Linked DNA regions of Homo sapiens: region 1 is linked to region 2. A link is an interaction called in ENCODE POLR2A ChIA-PET data of the cell type or tissue named here. Cell type or tissue: GM12878. All regions are shown on one strand. Links, peaks and the distances in the headings refer to the core of each region. The heading gives the core; the rest is flanking DNA. Region 1 has its middle 13 kb from the start of MAP3K8. Region 2 has its middle 64 kb from the start of MAP3K8.

What was found. ChIA-PET counts read pairs that join two places held together with the same protein. Peaks named below come from ENCODE experiments on the same cell type or tissue, not always from the same donor. Only the 100,000 strongest peaks of a DNase experiment are listed, where the experiment ranks them.
Region 1: POLR2A ChIA-PET joins it to region 2 with 16 read pairs; 15 of 35 experiments call an interaction of 5 or more read pairs at or near these places.

What each region holds. Positions count from the first base shown.
Region 1 is chr10:30,419,633-30,422,549 of GRCh38, reverse strand. No RefSeq gene overlaps it. Among named protein-coding and RNA genes, the nearest start is that of MAP3K8, 13 kb to the left of the region's middle. In GM12878, for the core only: no CTCF peak of the experiment used is centred there; no DNase peak of the experiment used is centred there; H3K27ac peaks cover 1,737 bases.
Region 2 is chr10:30,496,570-30,499,486 of GRCh38, reverse strand. No RefSeq gene overlaps it. Among named protein-coding and RNA genes, the nearest start is that of MAP3K8, 64 kb to the right of the region's middle. In GM12878, for the core only: no CTCF peak of the experiment used is centred there; a DNase peak (open chromatin) is centred at 1,606; H3K27ac peaks cover 2,060 bases.

The DNA.
Region 1 (2,917 bases), core at 212-2,711, 77 kb after region 2:
TCTGTCATATCTGTGTGGTGGAAACACTGCATAATGATGTACTTCTCTTTCCAACATTGCATTCTGTGGCCTCGCATTGGTAACTTGAAATACGTCGTGGTGGGAGAATTTACATCACAGAAATCAGCAAATACTACACATCAGGGCAGGGCTTTCAGAAAGCTGATTCTTAAGTATTTACTAGCACACCACTGCCAATGGGCAGAGTTTGTATTTTCTGGTACTTTTGACCTACTTTATGTTTTCTAATATTTATTTATTTATTTGAGACGAGGCCTCACTCTGTCACCCAGACTGGAGTGCTGTGGTGATCATAGCTCACTGCAGCCTGAAACTGCTGGGCTTAAGCAATCCACTGTCTTCAGCCTCCCAAGCAGCTAGGACTACTGGCACGTACCACCATGCCCCGCTATTTTTTTTTTTTTTACAGTTTTTTTAGAGAAGAGGATCTCACTCCATTGCCCAGTCTTGTCTCAAACTCCTGGCCTCAAGCGATCCTCCTGCCTCCCAAAGTGTGGCCCTTTTTTTGAGACAGAAAAAAAAAGTTCGATCTCGGTTCACGGCAACCTCTGCCTTCTGGGTTCAAGCAATTCTCCTGCCTTAGCCTCCCAAGTAGCTGGGATTACAGGTGTCTGCCACCACATCCAGCTAATTTTTGTATATTTATTTATTTATTTTTATTTTTTATTTATTTATTTTTTTGAGACGGAGTCTTGCTCTATCACCCAGGCTGGAGTACAGTGGCACGATCTCGGCTCACTGCAACCTCCGCCTCCTGGGTTCAAGCAGTTCTCCTGCCTCAGCCTCCCAAGTAGCTGGGATTACAGACACCCGCCGCCATGCCCGACTAATTTTTGTATTTTTTGTTTTAGTAGAGATGAGGTTTCACCATGTTGGCCAGGCTGGTCTCAAACTCCTGACCTCATGATCCACCCACCTTGGCCTCCCAAAGTGTTGGGATTACAGGCATGAGCCACCATGCCCGGTTAATTTTTGTATTTTTAGTAGAGATGGAGTTTCACCATGTTGGCCAGGCTGGTCTCCAATTCCTGACCTCAGGTGATCCATCCGCCTTGGCCTCCAGAAGTGCTGGGATTACAGGCGTGAACCACCGTGCCCAGCCCCCTGGCCCTTTTCTAATGTTTAATAGCATATCTGCCTATCTTACTTCTATCTGTGTAGCAAAATCACAGGCAATAAATGGTGACTGTGGCCTCAATTCATTAGTTGTTACTGTAGCTCCATCCTTATTCCAACAACATAATCGAGGGAAGAGGAGATTATCCGTCACCTGTCTTGAGGGGCAGGCTGTCGCCTTAGGATAGTCCCTTATGGGCATGGCCAGCCTGTCACAGGGGGGCACATTCACTCAGAATCTTAACTCCATGCTGATGATGGCTTGGTTTTAGGACCAGTGATTCTCATTTGCCTTATAAGTATCACCTAGGAAATTCTCATTCAGTAGAGGTAGGCTTGGGCCCCTGAAATCTGAACTTCAGAAAGCAAGAAGGGACTGTTCCTTGGAAATACTAACCAAGTGAAAAGAACACTTTTTAAATTCAAATCTCTGCTTCCCCATTTTCTGTCCATGTGACCTTGGGCAAGTCACTTAAACTCGTAGAGCTTTGGTTTCTTTATTATATAATGGAAAAAAGAAAAGCTATCTTGTTTTCATTTTACTTTTCATAATATCAAAACCTCTTAACCTACAGCTCTAACCATAGGAGAAAAGTGAAATCATGTATTGCATGTATTTATACTGTACTAAAATGTTTTTGAAAAACATACTTTCATTTACTCAGTTAATATCCCTGATGCAGTGACCCTGAAAGTTGCTGTTACAAGGCTTGTTTTGTATTTGAGGGATCTGAAATTTGGAGATTAGTAACTTGTCCAAGATCACTCAGATAATACACATGGCCAAAATTCTAACTCAAATATATTGCCTTCAAAATTATATAGCCATTAGGTTACTATATTCTTGGACTTCGCAGGTGCTAAGTCACCCACTCATTCAAGAGACACTTACGCACATCAGTGGGCCCCAGGGATTGCTATAGGTATTGGAGGTACAGCCCACATTACTCATGGGCTGCTGTCAACCATGAAGCCACTGGCCAGTCCCCCTCACTTATGCATGCAGCCCTCAGTTGACACCAAGTTGCCTCCCACATCCTTGTTTGCCTGAAACCCACCACCATGAGTGGTTCTAGCTAAGTCAACTGCTGCCCAGTTGGGTCCCCCAGTTTTATCCCTCAGATCCAAGATTCACAGAGCATAGTCTGGGTGCAGAGACCTCCTGGCAGAAGGAGATACTGGAATATTGAGATGTACCTTCTTGGCTCTAGTTAGTTACATTTGGGGAAACTTCAGATGCTCCCCATCCTGATGCACAGATTATAGCTCTAACTGCTCTCAGAAGAACAGCAAATTAGAGAGCATACCAAGAGTTTATACTTTTTAAAAGCTTAAATCTGATTTCAAAACAATTCCTGTTTACTAAAGACTTGCTAGAAAATAGGGATAATGAAATTTACCCACCAATCCCAACACTCAGATCAACAATAATTGCTGTCAACATTTTAGTGAACATCGTTCTGATTTTGTAAAGCACAGATATTAAGATTTTGTAACCTTTATCTCTGGCACCTGCTTCTAAAATCAGCTTTGCAAGTGAGAAGAAAAGAATAACCACTATATCGTTTAAAAGACAATTCTGCTCCTTTATCCGTTCATGCAACAAATATTTGAGTGTGTAGTATATGCCAGTCACAGTTTTAGGTGCTGGGGAGCAGCAGTGCACAAAACTCAATGGCCTTCATGGAGTCTAGAGTTTTGTCAGGGAGAGAGAGACACTGAACAAATAAATAAATACACATAAGTGCACAATTTATGACACGTTTCAAGAGGAAATGAA
Region 2 (2,917 bases), core at 259-2,758:
GGACCACATACATTAGGCCCTATATAAAGCCTGGGTGACAGAGCAAGACTCCATCTCAAAAAACAAACAAACAAACAAACAAAAAACAATGACCCCCAGCTCCATCCAAGTTGCTGCAAAAGACATTACCTTGTTCCTTTTTGTGGCTGAGTAGTATTCCATGGTGTACATATATCACATTTTCTTTATCCACTTGTTGGTTGATGGGCACTTAGGTTGGTTCCACGTCTTTGCAATTGTGAACGGTGCTGTTCAAAACATGCATGTGTATGTGTCTTTTTCATATAATCCCTTCTTTTCCTTTGGGTAGATACCCAGTTGTGGGATTGCTGGATCGAATGGTGGTTCTACTTTTAGTTCTTTAAGGAATCTACATACTGTGTTCCATAGTGGTTGTACTAATTTACATTTTCATGGCTGAATACTCTTAATTCCATTTTACAGGTGAGGAATCTAAGATTCAAGGGGTTAAAATCACACTGTAGTAAGCCTTGGATCTGACTTTGTCCAATTCCAAAGTTTGTGACTCTTTGTTCTATATCAAACTGACTTCCAATTGCCTCATTTCCTTCAAATCCATCCAGAGTTCTGTTTTTCAAGAATTCTGTACTTGTGCATCAGAGTGTCCTAGACAAGGGGGTAGCTTGGCCTATTGCTCTCTGGGCACGCAATGATAGCATCGCACCAAAGTTGCTTGGATGACAGTGTTTGTCTCACATTCTCTGGCCAAATGGGCCTCCATGGGAGCATTTTGTTAAATTTTTAGGACAAATCCTCTAGGCTGAAAGCTTTATGGTGTCCCTATTGCTTATCAATCTATCTTAAACTTCTTATATCTCATTTTCAAAAATACCTATAACTTGAATTCATCCATCCTCATCCTCCCATTCTGCACTATAATGTAATAAGCTTTTCTTCAGTTTCTTTTGAGCCATATTGTAGTAGAAATAGGGCTGGGGCCAGGCACAGTGGCTCACACCTGTCATCTCAATACTTTGGGAGGCCAAGGCATGTGAACTGCTTGAGGCCAGGAGTTTGAGACTAGCCTGGGGAACAGAGTGAGACCCCATCTCTACAAAAAGAAAGAAAATAAGTAATAGGGCTGAGCCAGCTATCAGAAGCACCCATGCTCTTGCTCTGTTTTTGACTCTTAGTGGCCCTGGGTCTTTTAGGCCATCAGCTTACCTTCTTGAAAGACTGTCTCTACAGCTGTGAATTAACAGCCTTCTACTAAATCCTCTGAGAAGTCTCTTTCTGCTTTGAAATTCAGTGACTCTTTTACCTCATAGCATATTCTCAGTTCAGTGTTCAGGGTTTTACAGCCACAAGACTCGACAAACAGCGCTAAACTATTATAATTAGTTCAAATTGCTATTAGTTCTAAATAGCTCATTAAAAGTGCAGCAGTTTAGAATTAGCATCGTTTTTTTCAGATTAAGACCTCTCATTTCTCCAAAGTCTTAAGTGTTAATACTGTAGTGTTTTGAGATTGGCAGGGAAAGCAAGGGAAGGCAGGGAAGGAAGTGGTTAGGGTAAGGCGCTTGGAGTACATTCAAACAGCTCAACAGTGGCCAGTGCAGGTTGGGGAAATTTCTCTCTCTGGCCCTGCAAACAGAACTGCACGCTAGAGTGATTCCCCCTGCATACTCACTCCAATGGTGTCTTATTGTGCCCACTGGCTAGAACCCAGTTGTGGTCTTGGATTGACCAAATGATTTATATCAGGTGGCCAGAGAGCTGAGGTCTCACGCCCTGTTTTTTCCTTTTTCTTTTTTGAGAGGGAGTCTTGCTCTGTTGCCCAGGCTGGAGTGCAGTGGCGCAATCTCGGCTCACTGCAACCTTCACCTCCTGGGTTCAAGCGATTCTCCTGCCTCAACCTCCTGAGTAGCTGGGATTACAGGCACCTGCCACCATGCCCGGCTAATTTTTGTCTTTTAGTAGAGATGGGGTTTCACTATGTAGGTCAAGCTGGTCTCGAACTCCTGATCTCAAATGATCCCACCACCTCAGCCTGCCAAAGTGCTGGGATTACAGGTGTGAACCTCTGTGCCCGGCCACACCCCCTTTTCTCTATTTGAAATGGAATCTTAGCTTTTCAAGCAGTGAAACTTTGAACAAACTGTGGAACAAATCCAGAAGCTCATCTTATAAACTTACAACTTTCAAATATGCAAACAAATCAGTCTCTCCAAGCAAGAGTGTGATGTGCTTGCATTCTTAGTATAGCAGAACTTGGAGCATCTTCCTCTACGCAGAGTCCAGGGCTGCATTATTTCAGGGACCTTTTATGTACTTTAGCTAATCGAGCAAAACTCTTCCCAAGGTTTGCCAATGTCTTTGTCTGTTTGGGTTGCAATAACAAGATACTACAGATCTGGCAGCTTATAAACAACAAGCATTTATTTCTCACAGTTTTGGAGGCTGGGAGGTCTAAGATCAAGGTGCCAGTAGATTCAGTGTCTGGTGAGGGCCCATTTCCTTGTTTATAGACATCCAGTCTTCTCTGTTAGGGTTCCACACTCACAACTTAATCACCTCCCAAAGGCCCCATCTTCAAATACCACTACATTGGGGATTCAGTTTCAACATGTGAACCGCTCATTGGGTGGGTGAGGAGGGCATAAACATTCCATCTTTAGCAACCCACGTTCAATATTTTATACTCTGGGAGAATTAGAGAATGTAGACCAGTGAGGATGATGGAGAAAAGGGGAATCCACAGAACTCTGGATAGCACAGAGTGCAGTTCTGTTTGCAGAGCACAGAGCCAGCCAAGTCCCGGACCACTGTGGGAGCCAGTCACCCTCTAGGCATCTGGAAGCTGCTTCTAACTGATCTATATGAAGGCTGGCAGAAGTCTGAGATGCAAAAAGCTGACAGCAACATCCCCTTTGCCCTGGACCAAACTTACAGACAG